Linked DNA regions of Homo sapiens: region 2 is linked to region 1. A link is a contact called in ENCODE Hi-C or POLR2A ChIA-PET data. All regions are on one chromosome and are shown on one strand. The core of a region is the stretch at or near the end of the contact, and the rest is flanking DNA. Distances in the headings are between cores, read along the strand shown. Region 1 overlaps SH3RF3 (SH3 domain containing ring finger 3). Region 2 has its middle 100 kb from the start of SEPTIN10.

The links. Hi-C counts contacts between places; a loop is a spot of excess contacts on that map. ChIA-PET counts read pairs that join two places held with the same protein, here RNA polymerase II (POLR2A). Pooled maps may share reads with other maps.
Region 2: a map of left cardiac atrium shows a loop between it and region 1 (3-fold over the local background). The contact joins two enhancer-like sites. A Hi-C loop is called at or near these places in 10 of 168 maps with a recorded cell type or tissue (Right ventricle myocardium inferior, cardiac septum, colonic mucosa and 5 more), 1 of 37 single-sample maps with no recorded cell type and 18 of 50 pooled maps. POLR2A ChIA-PET finds 5 or more read pairs at or near these places in 1 of 52 experiments (Panc1).

The regions. Positions count from the first base shown.
Region 1 is chr2:109,280,704-109,288,201 of GRCh38, forward strand. The region is part of intron 1 of SH3RF3 (SH3 domain containing ring finger 3); the gene reads left to right. It also overlaps a transcript of RANBP2 not described here. Among named protein-coding and RNA genes, the nearest start is that of MIR4266, 29 kb to the right of the region's middle. Within about 2 kb of position 4,377, at least 4 of the 41 ENCODE cell types and tissues checked have a DNase peak (open chromatin) inside an H3K27ac peak, as active enhancers do; they include psoas muscle, where a contact is called at or near this core.
Region 2 is chr2:109,506,923-109,514,420 of GRCh38, forward strand. It overlaps a transcript of RANBP2 not described here. Among named protein-coding and RNA genes, the nearest start is that of SEPTIN10, 100 kb to the right of the region's middle. RefSeq lists enhancers at 571-680, 6,928-7,177. Within about 2 kb of position 4,353, at least 2 of the 41 ENCODE cell types and tissues checked have a DNase peak (open chromatin) inside an H3K27ac peak, as active enhancers do; they include psoas muscle, where a contact is called at or near this core.

The sequences.
Region 1 (7,498 bases), core at 3,127-5,626:
GTGAGTATCTGGAGACGTTGGAAATGGGGCTCACCCGATGAGGGCTGTGAGCATGAGCCTCGAGGGCGCTGCAGGGTTCATCTCATTTCTCTCTTCATTTATTGAGCACCTGCTGGATAACAGTGGTCGGCTGTTTTATGTCCGTTGCACATTATTGCATACCGTGTCTAATAAGCCTGCAGAAGTGGGTGCATTATCCTCACTGCAAATGTGGAAACTAAAGCTTGGTACTAGGAACTTGCATCAGGTTCCCTAGGTGGCAGTGGTGATGCAGAACACACACAGATCTGCAGACCTTAAAGCCTCACGCTCCTGACAACTGAGCCATGCTGTCCCCAGAGCCGACCTTGTATGCCATGACAGGGCCAGAGAGAGAGGACTGGTTACTTACTGCACACCCTGAGAGACAGGAATGGGCACAGTTGTCACCTATGCCATAGGAAATGGAGTGCCACCTGCACAATGCAGTGAGTCACGGTTCTCCCTGTCCCTCCTGCGACCCCAGCTTCTGCCCTGGGCTGCTGGAGGGCACACTTAGGGGCACAAACACACCTGACAACAGGTTGTGGGTTTTGTTGGGGTGGAGCACCCTCAGACCCCTCTTGCCTCTTCCTTCCCCGGGCCCCCTCCGTTATCCATCAGGAATTCTACTCTTGGGACTTGGAAAGTGAGGAGAGGGAAGGACTAGCTCTGCCGATGTGACAGTCTCAGAGCAGGATGTCCCTCTAGTGTCCTGCATCCAGCACACGCACAGCACGTGTACTGGAGGCAGCTCTTCTGGTTCTGACTCTGTGGGTGCCTTTCACCTGCTGGTCCTCAGCAGAGCATGCAAAGGGATGAGGGAGGGTGATTCACTGTGGGAGAGTTAAGGATGGGAGCCTCTGGGATCGAGCTCCAGGTCTGCTGTTTGGTAAAGTGCTTTACTTAATTTGAGTATAAGTGTTTAGAGTGAGCAGCTGCTGAATTCCCCACAGTTCTTAGATTCAGGGTAGAGGAAATCAGAAGAGTCCGTATCTGATTTCCATGATGGTGGAGTGGGTGCAGGCCCAGAGAGCAAGAGCAAGCCTGCACAGAGGTTCTGTGCCAATGGACACACTGACTGTCGGGGGCACGCTGACCATGGGAGGGTGTTGGGGAGCACACAGACCCCCAGCGGGCTAGAGCTGACGGTTCCCACTGAGAGGGAGGCAGAATGTAGAGATGGCCATGTGGCAGGAGCTGAAAGGCCTGCCTGGCTCTGTGGTTTGTAGAGCAGAAGCCCAATGGCCGAGCGCTGGGCCAGGCTTTCGGGATGCTCCAGGGCTCAGGTTCAAGATGCTACATCTCTGCTTGGTGTCAGAGGGGATGCTGGTGGGATATGAGTGGGGGCTGCATGGCGAAGCCTGTCTCTAGTTGCATTCTGGCTCAGGGAAGGTGGGCTTGCTTCCTCCCTAAGGAGCAGTTTCTGATTGATGATGGATAGCAGCTATTTTTCTTTTTATCTTGTTGCCATGAGTGTTTATTGGGGTTAAACCTGCATCTTTCCTTTACACATTAATGTAGGGAGATATTGGCTTTGAGAAATGAGTGTAGATCAGATTGACTGTTTAGTCTAACGTGTTCATAATTGGTGCAAGTTGTCTGCATTTTCTTAACCAAAAAAATCTACCCCAGGGGAAAAGTGGACTCTGGTTTTGCTGAGATACCAAAACATGGGTGTGAAGTAACTGGGAGAAGCTCTAGGAATCTTCTGGTCCTGCTCCACCACTGCCAGGTCATGAGCACTGCAGGAAGGCCCGAGGGTCACCAAGACGCCGGCCTGCCCTGCGGTGGGAGGACAGGGGAGGGGTGGTACTGCCCTGTGCCTCAGCTGACTGCAGGGCCTGGGAACACTGGCCAGGAGAACGGCGCACAGAGCCAATGCACGCACTCCACCTCTCGCCTCCGTGGTGGGAGACGTCCGGGCACCCTTGTTTGCTTGGAGCACTTCACTTAAAGTGGGTCTGGCTGGTCATTTTCTTGCACTTACCAGCTTTATGGCTTTGTTTCATAGTTTAGTCCTCAGAACGGCCAAAGGAGAAAGCTGCAGAAGAGCTCACCAGGAGGTAGACCATGTCTGTGTCCTCCAGGGCTGGCAGGCAGGAGGAGGTGGAGGGGTAATGGTCCTCCTGTGAGGAGAGGAGCTATGGATGGGGAGTCTGATGGCCCCTGTAGACTCAGGTGACAGTGAGAAGGAGAAACTCAGTGTACCAATGGTGGCATTGGGGCTGGCTTGTTACTCTCCCTGGGTCCTACTCCCTCACGTGGAGGAAGGGGTGACTGCTTGGCATGGGTTGGCAAGGACTGTGTGAACTGTGTATGCAGACAGAAGGTAAGTCCAGGCTTGGCCAGGGCCAGAGTCATGGGCAGCAGCGGTGATGATGGCAGATGATCAATCCTGAAAGGTAATAAAAATGCCCAGGGTACAGCCCAGAAATGCCTGTGATAGTCCCAGAGGTGCCTGGAGCATGCCTCTGTTCGCTCCCTCCAGGCCCCAGCCTGGCAGTCTCCCGCTCTGGGTGCTTGGGCCATGGCCACAGCCTTCCCCCTACTTAAGGCCTCTGTTCCCACTCCCCACTTGTGGGCCTGCTGGACACCTGCTCCCCTGCTCCTTCCTTGCCACCCCATTGCCAGCCTCTGCCAGGCCTCACCTCACTGCGTTGAAATTGAGTGTTTTGGTGGCCAGTATTGAGCTCACAGAGGGAGTGGAGCTTTGCTCCCCTGTGGAGGAGCACTCAGAAATGCTGGTGACCACAGAGACCCCTGGTGTTGTCCACAAAGGTCTCCAGAAGAGAGTAGGGGAGGGATGGGCCACCCAGGGCCGAGGTAAGATCCTGGTGAGCAGGATGGGGGCACACTTCAGCCCCTTCCTAAAAGCTGGGGCTGAGGGAGAGCGCTGCAGGGAGCTGTACTGTACTGTGATTCAGTGCACATGGGGACCTGGAAGCAGGGGACAGTAGCCCCCTTTTGTGGTCAGAAAATTTGAGAATTGGGGATGCTAAATCGCTGGCCTGAGCCACAGAGGTGCTACGTGCTGGATTTGGGATTTGAACTTGGCTCTCTGCCTGGCTCCTTGTGTTTGTTCTCTCTGCTCCCTGGGAGGATTTGCCAGTCTTGCTGCTGAGCCACTGGGGATGCTGGGGAGTGAGTATTCTATATGCATCAGCTGGTGAAGCGCTTATCAAATGACCCCCAGATTCCATCTCACTTGGGGAGGCCGTGTTTCCGCCTCCCTCCTGTCCCCACACCTCTGCCCGTGGGTGTTTTTCCAGGAGAGCTTGCCCTGGGTAGGAAAGCCGAGGGGAGGGTGGCATTGGGCTGCCTTCTCACTTGCTGTCACCTCCCTTGTCCTGCCCCCTGGCCTTCCCAGATCCACCGTAATGAAAGACCTTGAACGAACACATCCCTCAGGTACTCAGCCCAGGGTCTTACAGAGGGGCGGTCCCAGGGGAAGGGGGTTGGGGCCTGCAGTTTTCTCAAGTGTGGTGTGACCCTCAGGAATTTCTTTTTGGTGATCTTGTCATTTTGGTGGGTGTTCATTTCCTTGAGCATCTTCACTGTATTAGTAGCCATGAGTATTACTGAAAGGCATTTTTATTCTTAAAGCATTCAGGGACTGATAGCAACCAAAATTATCAGACAAGCTGCAGGAGATGAAATCAATGGAATTTGGCAATTGTGGGGCAGGACCTTATTCCCAAAGGTGGCTGGTCTAGGGCGTGTGGACTGGGAGGCAGGCATGCAGAAGGGGACACACCCCTCCCATCACTCTCCTCTCGTCCAGCCTTGGAAGCCACTGGAGTCACATCTGCTGCAGGAAACCCTGTGTTTGAATTATGTGTGGAGCAGTCACAGGGTGGTTTTGGCTGGATGAAGGGCATAGAGTGGCATCTAGAAGTGCATGGGAGACCATTGCCAATGTCATGGGTTAGACCATGTTTTTGAGGCTTTAGTGATTTTTTTGAGACCCTTCCCAGTCTAGGCCAGGCAGATCATCTTCTGTGCACACCTCTGCAGGTGAAGTCCCCGCATGGCTAAGCACATGTGTGTGGAGTGTGTGTGCTTAAGGATGTGTGGCCTCGTGTCAGATGACATGTGTGTGGGGTGTGTGTGTTTAAGGATGTGTGGCTTCATGTAGGTTGATGCTCTTGAACGTGCTGACTTTAAAAAATCCACACTGGGCTCGTCTGCTTCCCTGATGACAGAGTTTGGGAAACTAATGAAAGACATTCTGGCCTTGTGCCATCAGAAGTGAAGTCAATGTGGGGAACAGCTGCCTCTGGGAGGACGTTGTCTGTGCGCTGTGCCGCGGGGCCTCTGCTCCATGGCCGGCCACACAGCCCTGTCCTGGAAGAGGCCCAGGCAGCTGTCACCCCTTAGCCCAGTCTGGAAAGAGCCCAGGGTCTGGAGTAGGGGTGACAGTGAGGCTTTCTATGGAAGCTGCTTTAAAGAAGGAACAAATTGAGCCTGGCACTGGCCTTCTGGTTTTGGAGACTGAGTTGCCCTGCCCTGTGCTTGCAGATCCACTCAGTGTGAAGGGCAGGACAGCTTCCCCTTTCCACACCTCCTCATAACCTCCTGGGAAGCTGCTGAAATACAGGTGTTCATGGTGGGGTTAAGCCAGCTTGTGAGTCATTAGCATGCCTTTCCACGGCCAACGCACAAAACTTTTGTCTTAATTAGACTTGAGGCACAAACCGCTGATTCTCCAGTGCAGTGTGCCTGCTGTGCCGTGCGTTTTTGTTAGTGTGTCTGGACGTGGTATTCATATATTAACAGTGCATGCTGGGGCACTTGGACTGCAGGGCAATCGCTTGCCTGGCGGTGGGAGCCCAGAGGCTGAGGTGGTGCGTCATGTTCTGGCCACGGTCAAGCCCCGGAGTGTGTCTGTGCTCTGTGGGGAGCCTAACCTGTCATCTGTGTCAGTCCTCTCTGAGTGTCCTATGGGGAAAAGTTCACTTGGGGCTCATGAAAGCTTGCTTTTGCATCTGTCCCTGAGCCTGGTCCAGTGTGAGCAAGCTGATGCCTTGTGGAACCTGGATCCAGACCTGGCAGGGTGTGAGTCTGTGTGTTAGAGAGCATCCTCCTTCCAGTCCTGGCCTTGTTGGCTTCACTGCCTCTGCGTGGCTCCAAGCCTGACCACTCCCTTCCTCCCATGCCCCCAGCGTGCCTCCTTCTACTGCATTCAGATTTTTGTCCACTCACCCGGTTTTCCTCTTTTCTGCCCTGGGTTCTGAGGGTCCATGGCCTGCAGGACAGTTTGCCTAGGATAAGCCAGGACACATCAGAGGCTGGTGGAAGCCTGATCTGCTGCTTAGAATCAATGGTGTTTCTGACATGGAGAGGTGGACATTCAGGTGCCTATCATTACATGGCAGTAGGAAGGTGCTTGGACCCTGCAGGCCTGGTGCTTTGTACCTGTGGATTTTCCAAGTCACTTTATTCAAGGATTTCATTTCACTTTCAGTTCTTAAAGTAAGGGCCTGGCAAAGGGATAGGCAGCATTCTGTTTCTCTGAGGGAGGTAATGCTCTGCCATCAGCAGATTTCCTTATGATGATGGAAAAGTGTGGTCAAGGGATGTGTTTGACCCTCCTGTAAGAAGAATGAAGGTGTGCTGCCCACGCAGTGGTCACTCCAGGGGGCCCTTGGTTGCAATTCAAAGGCAAGCAGGAACCTGGAGGCCCAGAGGGGCAAAGGGCATGGGGCTCAGGTCCTGTGGTCACTCAGCACATGCTCTCTCAGCTGCACCACAGTCCCGCACAAGGCCATCTATGCTTATCACCTGGGTGCAGAAGACCAAGTCACTAAAACCCCAGAGCCAGGGGTTTGCTCCAGGTGGGCCTGGACTTTCAGCTAAGGCCCCTTCTGGATTGGCACATGGTGAGGGGAGCTTCCACACCCATGATTCTAAATCCCAGGAGCTCTGAAGCAGGAATCTTTTCCCCCTGTTTGGCATAGCTCATCTGCTAGCAAAACCTGCTTTGAGCTACCAGGATTCCCAGTACCTTTGGGAGTGTTGGGTTTCCCTACAGAGATGTGGTGCAGAGTGGACGCTGCCCCATACCTCCCGGGAGGAGTGACATCTCACAGGGCCAGTAGCCATTCTACCTTTCCCAGATCCAAACTTCTCCAACTCTAAATTCGTTGACCGGTCTGTCCCCAGAGAAAGCAGTCAATGCTGTGAGTCTGCATCTGAAAAGACAGTGAGCATTTGTGGACCCTGCCCAGGTGGTTCCGCCATCCTCCACAGACTGGCAGCACTGAAATGGGACGTGCAACTGTCCCTGTGCTCAGCTCTGCACTGCTCTTCCCTCTCAGCAACTTTCTGATTTGCATCCATGCTTGCTCTCCATGTTTCTGTGATCTCATCTGTGACATACAGATGACAGCCATGGTATTGGCCTCATGGGGGGTTGTCCAGAGATAAAAAAGACCCAGTGATTATATGCCACAGAATTTTGCATCCAAAATTTGCATTTTAAATTTTTCCAAGGGACTTTTTTCTGCTCGGGTCTAGCGAATGGCCCCTTGGTCTCTCCTGTGTAGTGTTTTGTGGTCACAATAACCCTGGATTCCTGATGCCCTGGTGGAGAGGCGATACCAGTGTCTGCAGACCATAAGAAAGTACATCTTGACTCTGAACCACAGCTATAAATAAATTGACATGTTTATCTGTGGGCTTACAGTGACATATAAAATCTTTTCTTGAGGTGCTTAGGTATCTCTAGGCTACCTGAGATACCTAAGAGAGATACCTCCCTTCTGAGAGCACCAGGTTGGGACACTACGCTCAGGTGACTTCCATGCACCCTGCAGAGCCACCCTCCCCCTTGACCCTGTTGGTGCTGGAGACTGCATCATCTGCACTATATACCCAGGCGCAGGTGGTTGGATTTGTCCAATGGGAGGCGGGAGGGGAACTGTGAGATCAGGGTGTTCCCCTTCTGGGCCCTCCCTCGGATCCTATCAGAGGCCTCAGATCTCATCAGAGGCCCTCTGCACAGAGCTCTTCTCTGTGGCCTCTGCAGAGCTTTTTGGCCCTTCCCTTTCAGGCCTCAGATATTAAAGCTTCGCACTGTTGCCAGTTTTAGGGCGCTGCACTCTCCTGTGTGCAGTTTCCTAAACCCCACTCATAGTCCTATAGTTTTTCTTTTGCTAACTCCCCTTAGTGACCCAATTAAGTGTGCCACCTCTCTACATCCAGGACCTGCCTGTTCAAATAAGCAAGCCAGAGAAAGGTTCAAGTTCTTATTTGAAAGGCGAAGTGAGCCCTGGCATGGGCCATCCCATGGCCTTTTGGCTGACTGCCACCAGCAGGTTGAGCTGTCCCATTGTCACATCACTAGCCTTAATATAGTCTCATGCCCTGAAGTTGTCTTGTTTGCCCACAAGACAAGGCTATCAGGAAAATGCTGTGAACCTTGGTTTCCAAGAAGAACTCAAACTTAGATGCGATGTGTTTGCAGCCATTCAGAATA
Region 2 (7,498 bases), core at 3,103-5,602, 230 kb after region 1:
GTTCAGCCCCGTGCTCAGCCACCCCACACAGAGCAGTGGGAGAAGAGGAAAGGGCCCAGGGAGGCCTTGACGGCTGGGCAGGGTCCATGCCAGTCCCGCAGTCTTGGGGGCTGGAGGCTACAAGTGGAGACTGTCCAGGAGTGGTCGGCTCTGAGCTCTACCTAGGGGAGAATGGCCTGGGCAAAACGCTAGCAGGGAGGAGGGTCTAAATGCCTCTGCCAGTGCTGAGACCCTAAATGCCAAGACAGAGCACAGCCCCTGCCCACTGCCACGACGTCTGTGCTGCCCTGAGATGCCAGCTGAGGCTTGAGATGCACCCCCCTTCCCGAGCCGGCCCCACCCCTGGCCGGGCCTCACAGACCAGGGACCGTCTTGGAATCGGTCAGGACCTTCTAGGGCTGAGCAGTCTGTCGGAGTTCTCTTCTCCCTTCTGTTTCATGTCACCCTTCCAGGGGGTTCCCTTCACTTCTCAAAGAAGATCACATTCAGCTGACCACAAGGGAAACATCTGGGGCCTGTGAGCTGTTGGAGCCCTGCTTCTGTTCCGCCTGTGGTCCCAGCATCTGAGGCTGGCTGAGTTCTGCTGACTGTCCTCTCTGTGCTCTCCTCCAGCACCAGAAGCAGTGGTCTCCATCTTCCCACAGTGATAGGAGCCTGTGCTACCCAGCCTGTGGCTCCAGAACTTGACCCCTCCCTCAGTGAAAATCCTGGGCTCGGCCCTAAAGCCACACCAGGGTCAGCTGGTGTTTAACATGGTAAGGGTTAAATCCCAGACACCCAAGAAAATGGCAGCAGCTGTTTGTCCAGGGCCCATCATTTGAACCTGCCCCAAAAACCAACTGGAATAAGTCAAAAGAGGACTTCTTGACTCAACTGAAAAGCTGAGGGCAGACAATCAGACGTGTGCAAATGATGGGGCTGGTGTTCCATGAGGACACTTGGCATTCTGCTGGACCTAGGGATGTGGGATATCTTGCAATGTGTACAATCGTCCCACGTGGGCAAAGCCTGTCCTGTCCCAAATGCCAAGAGTGGTGGGTTCACTAAGAAACGCTGGTGTAGATGAGTTTGCTTCAGGCATAGCTGGGTCCAGGTGCTCACATGACGTTTGTGGGTATTGCTGGGCTCTGCTGCCCTCCACGTGGCTCCTTCCTCAGCAGATTTCCCCATCTTACAGCACAATGAGGACCAGCAGGTTCAGGGTGCCATCTGACACCTTCCCCATCCCTGCAAAAATAGGCCTGCTCCTTCTCCATGGGCCCAGCCAAAACCCTGGCATTGACTCTCACTGGCTCCGTTTGGGCCCGTGCTGCCCTCCCTGACTCAGCCATTTTGGACAGGGGACATGTATATACTGATTGATAGCGCCTGAGGTGTCAGCCCTGCCCAGACTTCATGGATTGAGAGTGGGGGTGAGAAGATACACGTAGAGCTATTGGCAAAAACAAAAGGAGCTCATGACCGGGCAGACAAAAACTGCAGACGCACACTCCCCAGGGCCGCTCCTCCAGGACATTGCCCTGGAACCCCATGGCACTGTGCAAAAGCACGCGTCTTCCGAGGGCCACCATACCATATTTAGGAAAATGAGATATAAAAACTGGATCTAAAAGAAGTCCCAGAGGAAACGTCAACAGACGTGGACATCATTACAAATGTGAAGAAAGAACTCTTTATTTGGAAAAAGTAACGTTCTGTAATGTTCCAAAAAAAAAAAATGGAAGCAGATGAAAGCCTGGAGACAGCCAGGAAGTGTCACATGGGACACCCACTCACCACACCCCTCGATGGCCTGGCTTCACCCACTCACTTATCAGATCAGTGAGCAGTCACAGATGAATGTAAGTGCTCAGACAGGGCACCCCAGATAAGGCATGAAAGGAGAGACACAGCTGCCCACCCCAGCCAGAGTTCACATCTGGAGAGGAAGGCAAGCCGTGTGGGTAGTCATGGACTCGGCAGTCTGTGCCTGAGGAGCAAAGGCGCTACAAGCCCGGGACGGGGGGATGCAGTCCACTCCATGATGGGTCCCAGAGCGCTTCCTCTGGACGTTCTTGGCAAGAATACACAACACCAGCACATGAGTCAAGGAGCTCACAACCAGCTTACCCATTCCTGCCGGGAGAAATGGAAGGAAGTGCCCATCCGTCAGGGTCACACAGGACTTGCCTGGGTCTGGGCATCTTCTCTCCACCCCTTCCCACTCTACTCATTCATTCAACAGCTACTTCTGCTCTGGGCCCAGCACCAGGGTCACGGAGATGAATCCAGGCAAGAGGACCCACCTCATGTATTCAGGCCTTCCTGGAGGTCTGCCTGGTGGGGCCCAGCCGCCTGTCAGATTATGCGGTGTTTGGTGCTATGGAAAGAAGTGTGCAAACCCACGTGCCTGTATCAGTCACTTAGGCTGCCATATCAAAATACCATGCACTGCGTGGCTGAAACAACAGAAATATATTCTCTCAAAGTGCTGGAGGCTGGAAGTCCAAGGTTGAAGTTGCAGCAGGGTTGGTTTCCTCTGAGACCTCTCTCCTCGGCTTGCACACCGCCGTCTCCTCACTCTGTCAAGCAGCTGTGGCGGGTCGTCTTGCCCGGATTCATCTCTGTGCGTCTGTATCCAGTGTTCCTCTTCTTTTTAAAATGAATTTGTGTAAATTTATGGGGTGCAATTTTGTTACATGCCATAGTGGTCAAGTCAGGAGTTTTAGTGTATCCATCACCCGAATAACATACATGACATGTCCCCTTTAAGCAATTTCTCATCCTCCACCCCCTGCACCCTCACCCTTCTCACAAGGACACCAGTCAGGCCAGATTAGGCCCACCAATGGACTCATTTTAATTTAATCTCCAAGCAGAGACACACGCTGAGGCACTGGGGGCTAGGACTTCAACATATGAATTTTCGGGGAACATAATTCAGCCCATGTGCCTGTGCTCATGGAGACCAGGTCATAATGAAGTCAAAAGTTAAATTAATCAAAATAACTAGGCGATAGCTACCGGGCAAATACTATAGGGCAAAGTACTAAGGGATCGCAGGAAACTCTTATCTAGTTGGAGAGGTGAGGGGCATGGAGGGCCACTTAGAGGGTGTCCGGGTCTTATCTGGACCTCCACACTGTAGTCTTGTTTAGAAATTCACAAGGCAGGAAGAGGGGAAAGAATGTTCGGTTGGCGGGAACGGTGTGTGTGCACACCCCAACCCGAGGCTGGGGAGAGCTTGGCAGGATCAAGAAACTGAGGGAGCCCAGAGCAGGTGTGGAGGAGAGGGCTGAGGTGAGAATGGCCAGGGGTAGGTCTCTGAGCCTTCCAGGCCAGAAGCAGGAGGCAGTGTTTCCTGGGCTCTCAAGGGGTGTTTAGATGCAAACTGTGTCGGGAGCTCCCTCTGTTGGTGGCACAGGGAATGGCTCGTATGAATGTGGGAAGCTGGCACAGCAGATGCTGGGCAAAGGGCAAGGCGTCTCTGCCAAGGGGGCGGTGAGGGCATGTGGGGGAGCAGACAGCCCCGAGGGTCCTTTGACAAGTCAGTCCGATGTGGAGGCCGAGGGGAAGCCTTCCACATGTCCTAGAGGGAAACCCCGAGGTAGCTCTTCTCACATTTGTGCAGTGACTACCAGACTGAAGGAACCCCGGTTCCATCCTCACCCTCTGCAGCCCAGAGGGCTGATGGGGTCCAGGGCTTCATTTCTGTTCCTAGCCGGGACCAGGGGCTCTGAGCACCCACAGCCCCTTCCCAACAAAACAGCCACTTGTGTGTGCCATGGGGTGACCCCTCCTCCCTGCCCAGCCTGGGCTGGGGAAGGGCCCCGTCTGACCAGGAGCTGGCCTCCTCCAGCTAAAGCCAGGGTGAGCAGAGTGGGGCCCATGCTGGGTGACTGCAACAAAAGCAAGAGAGGCTTTCCTGCAGGGGAAGCGGCAGAGAGCAAAGGTGGGACGGGTGGCCGGAGCTATGGGGAGTGGGCCCTTCCAGGAGCCCCTGGCCTCCTCGTGGGTGCTGAAGATGGCAAGTGCGTGTTAAGCATGTACTAAGCCCACCCTCTGCGCCCGCCCCATGCTTAGCACTCTACATCCATTGCCTCGTTTTTGTCCTCACATCAGGCTTATGAAGTAGGAATTATGACCATGCAATTTCACAGATGGGGAAACTGAGGCAGAGAGCAGTTAACCAACTCGCCTCAGGAAGGGGCAAAGAGGTGCGGCACCTAGGATTCAAGCACTGGCAGTCTGGCTCCAAAGGCCGCACTCCTAACTCCTCAGCCTGTTCTTGGCCTCGGGAGGCCTGGCTGATGTCAGGGCCATTGACACTTGTCCCTGTCTGACTTGCTGTGACAGTGCTCCCTGAAGCCTGACTCGGGACTGGAGAATGAGGTCCCACAGCCACAACAAGTTCTCAGCTGTCCTCTGTGGCCTCTGATGACAGCACCAGGTGGCCCAGTATACCACATGCCCCCATCTGGTGACAACATACTCTTTGATCAAAAAGAACAAAAAGTTCTCCCGCAATCCAGTGTGCCTCTGGTCAGGCCTACAGGCTGGCAATTGGTGGCCTTAGGGGTGGTGTCCTTGCAGTCAGGCTGGGAGAACCTGCCCACCTGAAGGTGCCTGGACCACATGGCAATCAGCTAAGGCCAACCACTGTTGTGGCAAGGCTCAGATCACCTGCAGAAGGTGGGAGCCTGCAGGGAGGAATAGGGAGGGGCACAAGCCCTGGGGTCAGGGGCAGGTTCTAGCCCTGCTTCTGCCTCCAGCTGGCTTTGTGACCCAACGTGAGACCAGGGCCAGGGCTGGCCATCTACTGTAAGTCTTTTCTATGGAATTGCTCCACAAGTCCTTGTCCACACCCTCCCTGCATTTTCATGGCTGCTGCCCCATGCCCCCAAATAAGGAATGGGGGGTGGACAGAGAGAGAGGTGAGGTCCTGCATCCTGGGAGAGCACACCCAGGAGGCCGAGGTGGGGGTGGCCCATGTGTGCCTCCTGGCACCCAGTGTGGTGCTGCCCACAGCAGGTGCCGATGCACACGTACTGCAGAATTGCCCTAGATGGTGTTGCTGCCCAGAGGACTCTGGGACTCCCAAGTGGGAGTTGAGCTGAGTGCCAGACCCATCTCCAGGGCACACAGGAGTCCCATCATGTGTGATAATAAGCTTTCTCTACAACTCTAGTGGGGGCTGTGATATCTGTCTCAACATCCAAACACTTTTAGGGGGCTTGTCCGCCCTCCTCGGCCTGCTGGAAACTCTCTTCCTGGCTCTGGCCTGGGACCCTGGCCCTCCTCCTGCTGGGCCCTGGCCCCACTGTCCTTTGCTGCATGCATGCCTTGGTGACTGACGTGTGGGCCCCATGTGTCCCGGCCCTCCCTGCCCTGCATCCCTGCTGCTCCCAGGGTGCCCTCAGTGTGTCCTTCCTCCTTCTTCTGATGCCCAGCAAACCACCTGATGTGCTGCAGCTGATTTCACCTCTCACTGTGGCCTCCGCCACCCTCCTGCCCCCTCCTGAGTCAAGCTCCAGGTATGCCCAGGGATGGTCCCAGGCTGCCTGGGGGTCCACTCTGTACCGCGCTGGGCACCCAGGGATTTTAACATCACAAGTCCCCTCGCTACCCTCCCTGGTCTACTGCATCTGCCTCCTGGTCTCCTGGTCTTCACTGTGTGTCTCTCTATCTACACTCCAGGTTTTTCTGGGACATTCTTGACTAGACCCGGCTTGCTGGGCCTCGTGGGAGGCAAGTCAGCCACAGAGGCTGAGCAAGAAAGAGAAGCCGGGCAGGCTGGGCACCCTGGAGAGCCCTCAGGTAGCATCTTTGACTTTCCCCCTCCCAGGTGCTCCTGTCTCTCCCAGAGCCTCCACCCTGGGTGCCCCAAGACCTAAGACCCCTCACATGACTCTGACCCTGACCCCTCCTCACCCCCTCCTGGGCCAGCAAGGGAGCAGCCGCCTGCTATTCACCTCCAGTTCTTCAGGTCCACCATGACTTTGGCCATTGCCATGGCAACCATCTTGCACGTGGGTGGCCTGGCAGCCTCTTTCTGTCCTGGGTGGCTTCTCAGTCACCTAAGGGAGGGAAACCTGCAAGAGCCCACACAATACTTTCCCCTGCACAGAGCTGAAGGTGCAAGGCCCGAAGGAGCCAGCGGACGGATGTGCTGCCCTTCCTGGGGCAGTTCTGAGGCACCCCATGCCATGCCACCCCAGCTCCTTCCCTGGCACAATGCCCCGACCTTCCACTCCCGTGCCCTGGAATTTCTTCCCAAAAGAAAGCACCTGCACAGTAGACCTGTCTCAGCACCCAGGCCCCATGGATTCACACCTGACACACCACACACACCTCATGTGCATGCACACACATCCCACATGCACACACCCCACACATGTACACATGCATGCATATACTCCACATGCACACACCTCACACATGTACACATGCATGCACACACCTCCCGTATGCACACACTTCACACATGTACACATGCATGCACATACTCCACATGCATACACACTATATGCACACCACACACATCACACACGTGCACATATAGACACTCCACATGTACACACACCACATGTACACACACCACATGTACACACACCATACCCACATGCACACATTATATGCACATACACACACACTGCATGCACACACCACACAAGCCACGTGCATGCACAAACACACGTCCACACACTATATGCACATGCGCACACATCACTTGCACATTTGCACACACACCCTTCTCCCAGTTCTAGGACACCTGCGTAGATGAGGCTTTGCAGGAGGAGTGCCACAAGGGAAGGAGGGAGGTGGGTGCCCATGGAGGCTGTAGTCTGTGCTGCCTCACCTCCCCAGAGCCAGCCTGTGGCTACAGAGGATGTGGCCAGGGGTGTAGGGGATTGGGTATCACCAGCAAACCAAGCCCTCACCCACAGCCACATTCTAACTTCAGCATCCAACAAAGCACTTCAGCTACCCCAGGGGGACCACCGTGATGGTGGCCGATGAGCAAATCCTAGAAGAGCAAGCAGCCGGGTGGAGCCCAGGCAGCCTCCTGGGCCTGGGGGCCTTCTGGTCCCCAGTGAGTCTGCGGCTCCATGTCAGAGTTCTCCTCACCACTCAAAGCTAGAACGGAGAAGGGCCTTAATGTGGGCATGTTCCCACGGTCCTTAGAAAGGCAGTAAGCCTGGTTTATGTTGCTCCATCAAGTGCTCTTGCAGCTCTGAGGTTTGGTTGAAACTTAAACTCAGCATCAAGCTAGCCGGGCCAGATTCTGAGCTTATGTAACGCCCTGGAAACTCCCATGTGCTGGACTGGCTGTTTCTGGAATCTTATTATGATTCATAACTTGGTTACGGCTCTGAGCTGGTAAATACGGAGTTTCTGCTGTGGACTCAGAAAACCACGTTATAAAACACAGACCAGGGCTGTTAGGAAAACGCAGCCCCGGGTGTGCGAGTGCCCACAGCTGCAGCCCATCCGCCCACCGCCCCCAGGGCTAGTGAAT